Regions from separate parts of the Homo sapiens genome. Here region 1 is linked to region 2. Evidence: chromatin loops called from intact Hi-C (ENCODE). Cell type or tissue: gastrocnemius medialis. All regions are shown on one strand. Each heading gives the region's core, and the rest is flanking DNA. Links, peaks and the distances in the headings are about the cores only.

Region 1 (5,374 bases), core at 119-5,118, 170 kb after region 2:
CTGGTGCGGTGAGATTTTGACTCTTTTTTTTTTTTTTTTTTTGAGATGGAGTTTCACTCTTGTTGCTTAGGCTGGAGTGCAATGGCCATCTCGGCTCACCTCAACTTCCGCCTCCTGGGTTCAAGCAATTCTTCTGCCTCAGCCTCCCGAGTAACTGGGATTACAGGCCTGCACCACCACTCCCGGCTAATTTTGTATTTTTATTAGAGATGGGGTTTCTCCATATTGGTCAGGCTGGTCTCGAACTCCTGACCTCAGGTGATCCGCCTGCCTCGGCCTCCCAGAATGCTAGCATTAAAGGCATGAGCCACTTTGCCTGGCTGATTTAGACTCTTAATACAGACTAGGAGGAGTCCTGCCCTCTGCTTTTGGTCTGCTTGGGCTGCCTGGCTCTGGGAAGGAACTGTAAAGGGTGACTCTCAGAAGGGCTGAGTCTGTTGGGGGTGCTCTCCCCATTCATCAGAAAGAACATCACACATAAAGGACTCTTATAAATCTTTACATGTGTTAATTTTAATCCCCACAGCAACCTGCCATGTTACATATTATCTTTATTGTCATATTAAAGAGGAGAAGAGAATGAGGCACAGAGAGATTAAGCGATTTGCCAGAGGTGACATAGCAAGTCACTGGTGAGCTGAGATAGAAACCAAGGCTGTCTGGCTCCAGAGTCAGTGCTCTTAACCCCTGTCTGCTATGTATATAGTCTCAAACTGGTAAAAAAGTCAGGGCTGGCAGTACATTTTATTGTGGCCGGTGGCCAGGGGGGAGTGGGGGCGGTAGTCTTTTGCATTTACTAACTCCTTATTTAGACATTACTCCTCCAGGTTTAGAAAAAAAAAGCCATAATTTTTTATGTCAGCAACTGCTATTGATAACAACAACAGTAATAATAGTAGTAGCTATCTTTTATAAGATGCCAACTACATGTCAGTCACTATATTGGGTGTTTTTGGCTGCCCGGATTCCTTTCTGGAATAAGAGCTCTGTAGACTGTTTTTAATATAGTAAGTGACAGAGAAAGGAGGCAAACCAGCTTGTCTACTTCTTAAACTATGCCTTCAGTATTTATTAGGAACCTCGATATGCTTGAAGTAGATGATACATTTTCCCCAGCATTCAGACTCTTGAACAACTTGTGAAATCTACCCAAGTGAATTATAATTAACTGCGTCACATTTATCATTATACTGACCTTTGAGCATTTCCCCCAACTCACAGTATTTTGTTTCTCAGTTATGGGATATTCGCTTGCTTTGTGAAAAACATGAAAATGTTAGCAGAGCTCAGTGCTTTGCCCAGCAGATGGCATTTGTGTGAGTTTTTCAGGATCCTTTGGAATCTGTCACTTGCCAATTACCCAATTTGTTTTGAATACTCTGTATTTCCAGTTAATATTGCACCATTTACATAAAGAGAATGTGCCAAAATTGCTGTAATCTGTTCTGTAATCAAATCTGTCTGCTGTAGATGTATAATTTACTTTTGTTAAGTTGTTTACTGCAAAATGGTCTCAAGAAAATCCTTTTCTATTCACCATAATTACTAAGATATTAATCAGCTCTCAAACATAGGCTATATGGGGTCTCTTGTAAGGCTTGTTTGCTTTTAGTTAAAAGTAATAGTTCCTGCTTTCAGAATGTTTTAATGTGGTGGTGAAAACCACAAGCTAATGTTATATGGAATGATTACTTTTGTGGTATTCCCACATGCCATGTATTTCCGTGTATATTTACAGATACAGTACACATACATAAAATGACTTACATGTAATATTAAAAAAATATATAGCCCAGGTGTGGTGGCTCACGCCTGTAATTCCAGTCCTTTGGGAGGCCAAAGTGGAAGGATCATTTGAGCCCAGGAGTTCCAGACCAGCCTGAGCAACGTAGACTTCATCTCTACAAAAAAGTTCAAAAAAAAAAAAAAAAAAATGCCAGGCGTGGTGACATGCGCAGCTACTTGGAGGCTGAGGCAGGAGGATTGCTTGAGCCCAGGAGTTTGAGGCTGTAGTGAGCCATGATCACGTCACTGCATTTAAGCCTGGGTGACAGACAGAGTAAGACTCCGACTCTTCAAACAAACAAAAATATATGAAGTGAGGTTAAGTCAGATGGAATGGCAGTGGACTACTGTTTTTGGTTAATAAATCGAGATACCCTTAAGAGTTGTGTTCTGAACATACTGTCTTTTTTTCCCCAGTTCCATGTCACAGCACCTGCCTAATAATAGGTGCTCGAAAAACATCTGTTGAATGAAATGAATTCTTTTGTTTGCAGTAGGGCAAAGAAGGGTAGAGAGAAGCAGCTAGCACAAGCTGATATGTTAAATGTTGCAAAAGGTTTTAGGCCAAGAAAATTCCAGAAACCCATTGAAGAGGCAATACATGTTTAGTGGAACTATGAGATGTTTTCACAACCTTGGAAATAATTTAAAAGTAACTTTCTACTGTTTTACTTATTTCCCACTCCTGGCTGCCCCTCTTGGGTGGACTGCCTCCTGTTGGAGGGAATACTGTGTGAGACACATCTTTAGTAAAACAGAAATGTGAAACCAACTTGCAGAAATCACAAGCACACTGTTACCAAATAGTCTTGACTGGCTCCCTTCCTGGAGGACAAATGTTTTGATAATGTCTGTCAGTAGATTCAGTTCCCCTATTTCTTTTTAAGACTTGATATTTAGTAATACTGTTTCTTTTTTGCCAGCATCGCAGTGAAGTTTTTCTTTAACTTTTGGGGAAAAACAAAACAAAACAAAACAAAAAAAACTAAAGTATTTTTGAAATCTGTGCATGGTTACTTTTGACATTCATACTCCAAAAGCAGAGACTAAGACTAAAGAGTTAACAGGTGAAATTGGCCAATATCTTCAAAGTATTCACTTTTTGTTTTCTTTTAATCTAAAATTAGCCTCATGTTTGAGGTGTAGAGGGTAGCCAAATCTCAGGATAAAATCTCTCCACCACCTAAGATAAGAGTAAGTCCAGTCATGACAATAATTAAGCTGAGTTGCTAGAATGACATTATCTCCTAATGTCTGAAACAATCAGGTCTCTTTATGAGGACATCTGTAATTCAAGATCCATGGTGTCTGTTAAACATCATCCAGCAATGTCAGCTGAGCTGTTGAAAAATCCTGTAGGAAGAGCAGGTAGGTTGAAGGTCCTATCCAGGGAGGTCACTTCAGTAAGTGCTTTCAGTCTGATTTTAGCAAACATTGAAGTCTTCAGTATGACTCCTTGGAAGGAGGCCCATTAAGGTGATCCACAAATTAGGTTACTGGCATCCCCTTTCTTTATACCAATACTATTCATACTAAAATGTAATCTCCATCAGGGCAGGATTATGTATTGTTTTATTGACTGTCATATCCCTAGTTCCTTGCACAGTGCCTAGCAGGTATCATTTGTTTCATAAATATTTGTTGAATTAATGAGTGAATGACTGGTTTTGTATTAACGTAGAATCGTAAGACATTCTTAGTGTTGTTAAGGCCTTTGAACTTTCTTTTCTTTAGAACTAAGAAGTGTGCTAGGTGTGAGCTCATAATCCAAGTTTTGTTAGTAGCTGCTGTGTTTCTGCTGTTTTATTTTTAACATATAAAGAATAGTATCCCAGAAGACTCTGGAGCTCCCGAAAGTTGGGCAGGTGTCTTAATTTACTCATTAGGATAAGCTACTAGTTGAGGAAGTTATTCAATACCATTTTCCCAGGAAGAGGCAGCTCAGAGGATGAAGTGAACACTTTTCATATTCTTCTCCAAAATGTGAGTAGGTGAGGATTAATTCAGTTATTTGTGGGGTCTTGAAAGCACTGAAAGGAGATTCAGCACTAGGGACAATGTGACAAATCAGTTGGTAGTACATTTGTCTAATTTTTAACTTTGCCTTGGATCAGGCAGGACCTGTAGACCTGATAATCTTTAGGGCTTTTGAATGCATATATATGAGATATATAGATAGATATATAGATATAGATATAGATATCTCATATGTGTGTGTGTGTGTGTGAGAGAGTGTGTATTTGTGGTTCAGGGGACATATAATCTGTGAAGCGGTCAGCTCATGGAACCAGGACACAGTAAATTGAAGTAAAGAAAGAGAGACAGGGAGAACAGAAGTATGAAACATTTTAATCCCATGGGAATGAAGTAGAGTGTGAGAACATTTATTGTTAAGGTGTCACGCCTAAACAAGTGCTTATTAAAATTTTTAGTCAGAGAGGTTTTTAAATGATTTTGTAAGACAGTTTCCCTAACCACACCGTGTTTTTCCTCTTGCCTCAGCTGTTCCAAAGACCTAATGCGCTTGCTGTCCAGCAGTTGACAGCTGCTCAGCAGCAGCAGTATGCACTGGCAGCTGCTCATCAGCCGCACATCGGTAAGTCCTTAAGCCCATAGCTCTTTCATGATAGGTGTGGCCGCCATTTTAGGATAACTGGTTGCTGTGAAACCCAGTAATTTAAACTGATTATAAAAGTTCAGACAAATCCCTCAGACAGAGTAAGTGGCCTCTTCCTTTTGTCCAGTTGTCTCCAGCCACATTAGTTTTGACATAGCTTGTAGACCCGCATCATAACATTTCTTCAGTGTTCAGCCATTGCCCTACCTCAGATGTTTCAGGATTTAAAGTATTTATCAGAGTAATGACTGGTGACTACCATTAGCTCTTTCGGTAAGATTTGGATGACATTGATTACATAAGTTGTGGTTCTATAGACTAATATATCAGCTTCTTATTTTGTGAACAAACAGTATAAATCCATTTTCCAGTAAGTATGCATTGAAAAAATTTAAAAGTATTCTCATATAATTACCGATTTTAAAGTAGCTTTGCCCTTTTCCTTTAGCAGTTGTTAAAGTTTTGAGCGATGTATTCATCGTACTGCCTAGACGTTTCTTCCCCCTGGACCTTCTTAAGGTCTCTTAGAGTGCATTAAGTATAAACAAGTAGAAGTAGAATTTTTTTTTTTAATGTGTCAAAATGGCATGATTGAGTAGAAAGGAGATAGCTAATCTTGGATGTGATAGGCTATAGAAGAATATACTTACTTCCAACCTAAATAAATAAAGGCCAGGCATAAAGTCCTTGGGTCTGATAATGTATAGTTGTAGATGGTAATCTTTATAAATACCCATACATTTTATTTCATGAAAACTGTTTGGAAAATTGTTTTAAATAGAAATAAATACTTCATCCCATTTTAATATTAGTCTTTAAAATTGTTCTATTGTAGGCTGTTACAATTTTAATAATCTTTTAGAAATGCTGAATTTATAACTATATACAGTTTTAAGTTAAATATTTCTTTAGCAAAGGTAAAATTTGACTATATAAACATTTCATTATAATCTTTAGTATAGCAGTTATCTT
Region 2 (5,374 bases), core at 154-5,153:
CTCTGCCTCCCAGAGTGCTGGGATTACAGGCATGAGCCACCGTGCCCAGCCACATATCACAATTTTAATTGAATAACGATTCATATTGTTAATTGTTCAGTCTTTCAACCAGCCTGCAAGCTTATTTGTGTAGGAACTGTAACTTGTTCACTGTATTCCTCAGCACATGACCTAGCAGAGTGGGTGTTTCACCATGTTGGCCAAGCTGGTCTTGAACTCCTGACCTCAGGTGATCCGCCTCCCAAAGTGTTGGGATTACAGGCGTGAGCCACCGCACCCGGCCAAGACAAAATTATGAGAAATTTAGTATAAAAATATCAGTTGGCTTTATTTGCGATTCCACAATTGGGCAGCACCTCATTCTATAAAATAGAATAAGTATGTCAATGATCTGAGCAGAAGAGCTTGGCTTTATAGACACAGAAGGGTTAAAGAAAGCATTGGCAAAGAATAAAGAGTATATTAGGCCCAGAGCCCTGGATCACACCTGTAATCCCAGTGATTCAGGAGGCTGGGATGGGAGGATCCCTTGGGCCAGGAGTTTCAGGCCAGCCTGGCCAACATGGTGATACCCCGTCTCTACAAAAATTTAAAAAATGGGCCAGGTGAGGTGGTTCCCTGGAGGCCGAGGTGAGCGGACCACCTGAGGTGAGGAGTTCCAGACCAGCCTGGCCAAGATGGTGAAACCCTGTCTTTACCAAAAATTCAAAAATTAGGCCAGGCATGGTGGCTCACACCTGTAATCCCAGCACTTTGGGAGGCCGAGGTGGGTGGATCATGAGGTCAGGAGATCAAGACCACCCTGGCTAACATGGTGAAACCCCATCCCTACTAAAAATACAAAAAATTAGCTGGGTGTGGTGGCAGGCACCTGTAGTCCCAGCTACTCGGGAGACGGAGGCAGGAGAATGGCGTGAACCCGGGAGGTGGAACTTGCAGGGAGCCAAGATGGCACCACTGCACTCCAGCCTGGGGACAGAGCGAGACTCTGTCTCAAAAAAAAAAAAATCAAAAATTATCCGGGTGTGGTGGAATTTTTTTTTTTTTTTTAACGGCCAGGTGCAGTGGCTCACGCTTGTAATCCCAGCACTTTGGGAGGCTGAGGCAGGTGGATCACTTGAGGTCAGGAGTTCGAGACCAGCCTGGCCAACATGAAGAGACTGTGTCTCTACTAAAAATACAAAAATTAGCAGGGCATGTGGTGCACGCCTGTTATCCCAGCTACTCAGGAGGATGAGGCACAAGAATCGCTTGAACCTGGGAGACAAGAGGTTGCAGTGAGCTAGGTAGCACCACTGCACTCCAACTCCAGCCTAGGCAACAGAGTGAGACTCCATCTCAAAAAAAAAAAAGGCCAGGTGCAGTGGCTCACACTTGTAATCCTAGCACTTTGGGAGGCCAAGGCAGGCGATCACTTGAGGTCAGGAGTTCGAGACCAGCCTGGCCAACATGGCAAAACCCTGTCTCTATTAAAAATACAAAAAAATTAGCCAGGCGTGGTGGCATATGCCTGTAATCCCAACTACTCGGGAGGCTGAGACAGGAGAATTGCTTGAACCCAGGAGGCGGACGTTGCAGTGAGCCGAGATGGCGCAAGACTCCATCTCAAATAAAAAAAAAAAAATTAAAAATAAGCAGAGCGTGGAGGTGTCCACCTGTGGTCCCAGGTACTCAGGAGGCTGAGGCAGGAGGATCGCTTGAGCCCAGGAAGTCAAAGCTTCAGTGAGCTGGGTTTATGCCACTATGCCACTGCACTCCAGCCTGGGTGACAAAGCTAGACCCTGTACCTTAGAAAAAAGAAAAATTTTTAAAAAAGGCCAGACACAGTGGGTTATGCCCGTAATCTTAGCACCTTGTGAGTTCTAAGCCGGTGGACCACTTGAGCTCAGGAGTTCGAGACCAGCCTGGCCAAAATGGTGAAACCCTGTCTCTACTTAAAAAAAAAAAAAAAATTAGCTGGGCATGGTGGTGTGCGCCTGTGATCCCACTTACTTGGGAGGCTGAGGCAGGAGAATCGCTTGAACCCGGGAAGCAGAGGTTGCAGTGAGCCGAGATTGCACCACTGCACTCCAGTCTGGGCGACAGAGCGAGACTCTATCTCAAAAAAAAAAAAAAGAGTATATAGTTATTTTTCAAAGTTACTTTTACTTTTCTTGTAAGGCAGGACAGACCAATAGAATAATAACCAAGTGGTTACTATCAGGTTCTTTCAAGCCGCCTTTTTTTGCGTAGGATTAAAGCAGGGAAATGTGATGTTGATTGAGGATTTAAACCGGCCTGTTTGGGAAATTGGCTGTTGTCTCTTGATTTCTCCCCAGGTTAGATGGCAACTCAGTTTCCATTTGGTAATGTGGAACTTTAGCATGGGTGACTCTTTTGATTTTTAGTCTGGTCGGCTGGGGCCTGGTGCAGAAACTTAGTCCAAAACAGTGGCCTCCTATAATGTTTATTTAACGGTAGGAAACACATGTTAGTTAAGGTGATGGTGAAGCCTTCCTCTTCACTTCCATTCTCTCAACCCACTCTCCCAGGGCCCTGCAAAACAAGAAGGGCCATCGTCATTTCACAGAAGCGGAAACAAGACCCACGCAGGGAAGGACTTGCTCCAGGGCTCGGCGGGGTGCCGCACAGCCTGGGACCTGCGGGTTCTCAGGACAGACGTGTGGCGGGGCCAACAGTGCGGCGCTCAGGGATAGTGGGGCGCGGCCCAAAGCGGGTGGAGCGCGGCCCAAAGCGGGTGGGGCGCGCAGACTCCACGTGGCCCCGGCGCCGCCCTCTGCGCCCCCTCCCGGCCTCTCCCGGGCCACCCGCGGATTCCCCCAGAGAGGATCGCGCCCTGAACCCGCCGCCCCCGGCTCCTGAGGCCAGGCCTCGCCTCCATTCCTGCCCTGCGCCCTCCCCCTCTCCGGGGCCAGGGGGCCCTCTAAGCTTCCGGGTCTCCAGCCCCCAAAAGGGCCCCGCTCTAGCGGCGACTCCCCGCCCGCCTCTCCCGGGACTCGGGTCCCGCCTCCAGCACCCACTTTAGCCTCCCCCAGATAAGTCCCGCCAGACCCCCACACCCCCAACCCCCACACCCCCAGCCCCTTCCCAACTCCCCTCGTCCCCACCTCCGGCCCCGCGCCCGCGCCCGCGCCCGATCCTTCACGGACTCGTTCCGAAGATCCAGCCTCGCCCTGCCCCGCCCAGGGCCCGGCCGCTCCCCGCCCTCGTCCCCCGGCCCGGGCTCCGCCCCTCCCTCGACTCCGGCCCCGCCCTCCCCCCCGCTCCCTCCGGTCCCCGGATCGGGCCCCGCCCCCGCCCCCGCCCCAAGGACTCTCTTTGTTCCGGAGTCAACCGGCCTCGGTCCTGGGATCGCTGATTCCACGGAGGAGAGCCATACCTGGGCGTCTCCACCCCCCACCCCACTGTCTCTGGAGACCAAGGCCGGCGCCGGGGGAGGCGGGTGTGCGGGCGCGCGAGCCGAGCCCTTTGTTCAGGAGAACATTCCTCAGCGCCAGCCTCCCCACCTGGAGAGCCTGTGGTTCCTGTTTCAGGCTTTGCCTTGGAGAAACTCTCGCCGAGTATGCAGCTCTCAAGCCTGGCTTCTGGCGCATCCTACTTCATGGCCTTCAACGGGTCCTTTGACCTCCCTGAACCTCAATTTTCTCACTTGTAGAATGGGAACCAAAATTCTGACGTCGAATGATCGCTGTGAAATTAAATTAAATGCCAAAACACAAATGTAGAGTATCTGCAGGCATAAGGTGAATGTTAGATACTTGCGTTTGGAAGACCTTCACCGAAAGAAGCTAACATTTTTGTATTGAGTTCACCCTACTCCCCCATCCCGCTTTGTATGGGCAATTTGTAGTCCTCCCAAATCTTTGAAATCTCACTTTCTTAGTAAAGACTTTCCCTGATTTCTGGGGCACACCCTCATGGAGTCACCCTCTGGCATATTTCCATAGCATGCTGTAACGTCTATTAAAATATTTGCAGTTACTTTTTTTTTAATTGAGACTTAATTTGCATTCAGCGAAATACACACAACTTGGCAGGGCGCGGTGGCTCGCGCCTGTAATCCCAGCACTTCGGGAGGCCGAGGCGGGCAGATCACCTGAGGTCAGGAGTTTTGAGACCAGCCTGGCCAACATGGCGAAACCCCATCTTTACTAAAAATACAAAAATTAGCCGGGCCTGGTGGTGCGTACCTCTAATCCCAGCTACTCAGGAGGCTGAGACAGGAGAATCACTTGAATCCAGGAGACGGAGGTTGCAATGAGCCGAGATTGGGCCATTGCACTCCAGCCTGGACGACAGAGCAAGACTCTGTCTCACAAAAAAAAAAAAAGAAAAGAAAGAAAAAAAGAAACTGCCAAACAGTCCTCTCAAGTTATATAGTTATATCCTTTTACATTCCATTCTTTACATGCGGTTTTTTTTTTTTGTTTTTTTTTTTTTTTTTTGAGACAAGGCCTCACTCTGTCACCCAGGCTGGAGTGCAGTGGTGTGATCATAGTGATCATAGCTCAGCAGCCTCGACCTCCCGTGCTCAAGCCATCCTCCCGCCTCAGCCTCCCAAAGTACTGGGATTACTAGCTTGAGACTCTTTGCCCAGCCCCATTTTCCATTCTCACCAGCAGTTATAAGCATTCCAGTTGCTCCACATCCTCTTGAGCATTTGACATTGCCAAACATTTTACTTTTAGCCATTGGAATGGGTGTAGTGTATCTCATTATGACATTACTTTTTAAAAATGAGTAATACAAGTATTCAGTTCTAAAGGTACAAAAGCCTATTAGTCTGTTTAATTTTTCTCCCTGAAAAGTATGTTTCATGAGTGGCTTGTGTCTCCATTTACACTGACATTTCTTTTTGACTATCTGTCTTTTTTCCACTAGAATATAAGCCCCAGGAGGAGAGGGACTGCCTATGGTGATGATAGCTGTCATCTCAGCTCCTTTCTAAAGCTAGTAAAAGCCTAATAAATATTGGTGAATGAATGCCCAGCACTATTCTTCTAGACAAGTCGCATAATCTATTACATTATCACATTTTGATTCAAGAGAGTAGCAGATTCCTTTGGGACTAAGTATGGAACTGAGTGATATCAATACAAAGTTGTGGCCGGGTGCGGTGGCTCACACCTGTAATCCCAGCACTTTAGGAGGCCGAGGTGGGTGGATCACGAGGTCAGGAGATTGAGATGAGCCTGGCCAACATTATGAAACCCCATCTCTACTAAAAATACAAAAATTAGCTGGGCGTGGTGGTGTGTGCCTGTAATCCCAGCTACTCCGGAGGCTGAGGCAGGAGGATCGCTTGAACTAGGGAGTCAGAGGTTGTGGTGAGCTGAGATCGTGCCACTGCACTCCAGCCTGGCGACAGAGCAAG

What was found. A loop is a pair of places that touch in the nucleus more often than their neighbours do. Peaks named below come from ENCODE experiments on the same cell type or tissue, not always from the same donor. Only the 100,000 strongest peaks of a DNase experiment are listed, where the experiment ranks them.
Region 1: it touches region 2 in a loop (2.0-fold over the local background); 5 of 110 quality-filtered maps call a loop at or near these places.

What each region holds. Positions count from the first base shown.
Region 1 is chr1:30,980,319-30,985,692 of GRCh38, reverse strand. PUM1 (pumilio RNA binding family member 1) reads left to right here. Exons shown (of 22, transcript NM_001020658.2): 8 at 4,288-4,381. Among named protein-coding and RNA genes, the nearest start is that of SNORD103C, 15 kb to the right of the region's middle. RefSeq lists an enhancer at 1-62. In gastrocnemius medialis, for the core only: a CTCF peak has its summit at 2,492 (motif pointing left); DNase peaks (open chromatin) are centred at 2,542 and 4,342; H3K4me3 peaks cover 576 bases; H3K27ac peaks cover 4,872 bases.
Region 2 is chr1:31,152,886-31,158,259 of GRCh38, reverse strand. It overlaps LOC107984935 (a long non-coding RNA gene), which reads right to left and starts at 3,214. Exons shown (of 2, transcript XR_001737961.2): 1 at 3,108-3,214; 2 at 2,126-2,535. RefSeq lists enhancers at 2,410-2,499, 2,074-2,709, 3,347-3,983, 3,984-4,621 and a silencer at 2,670-3,259. In gastrocnemius medialis, for the core only: a CTCF peak has its summit at 2,823 (motif pointing left); DNase peaks (open chromatin) are centred at 2,699 and 3,389; H3K4me3 peaks cover 1,514 bases; H3K27ac peaks cover 1,645 bases.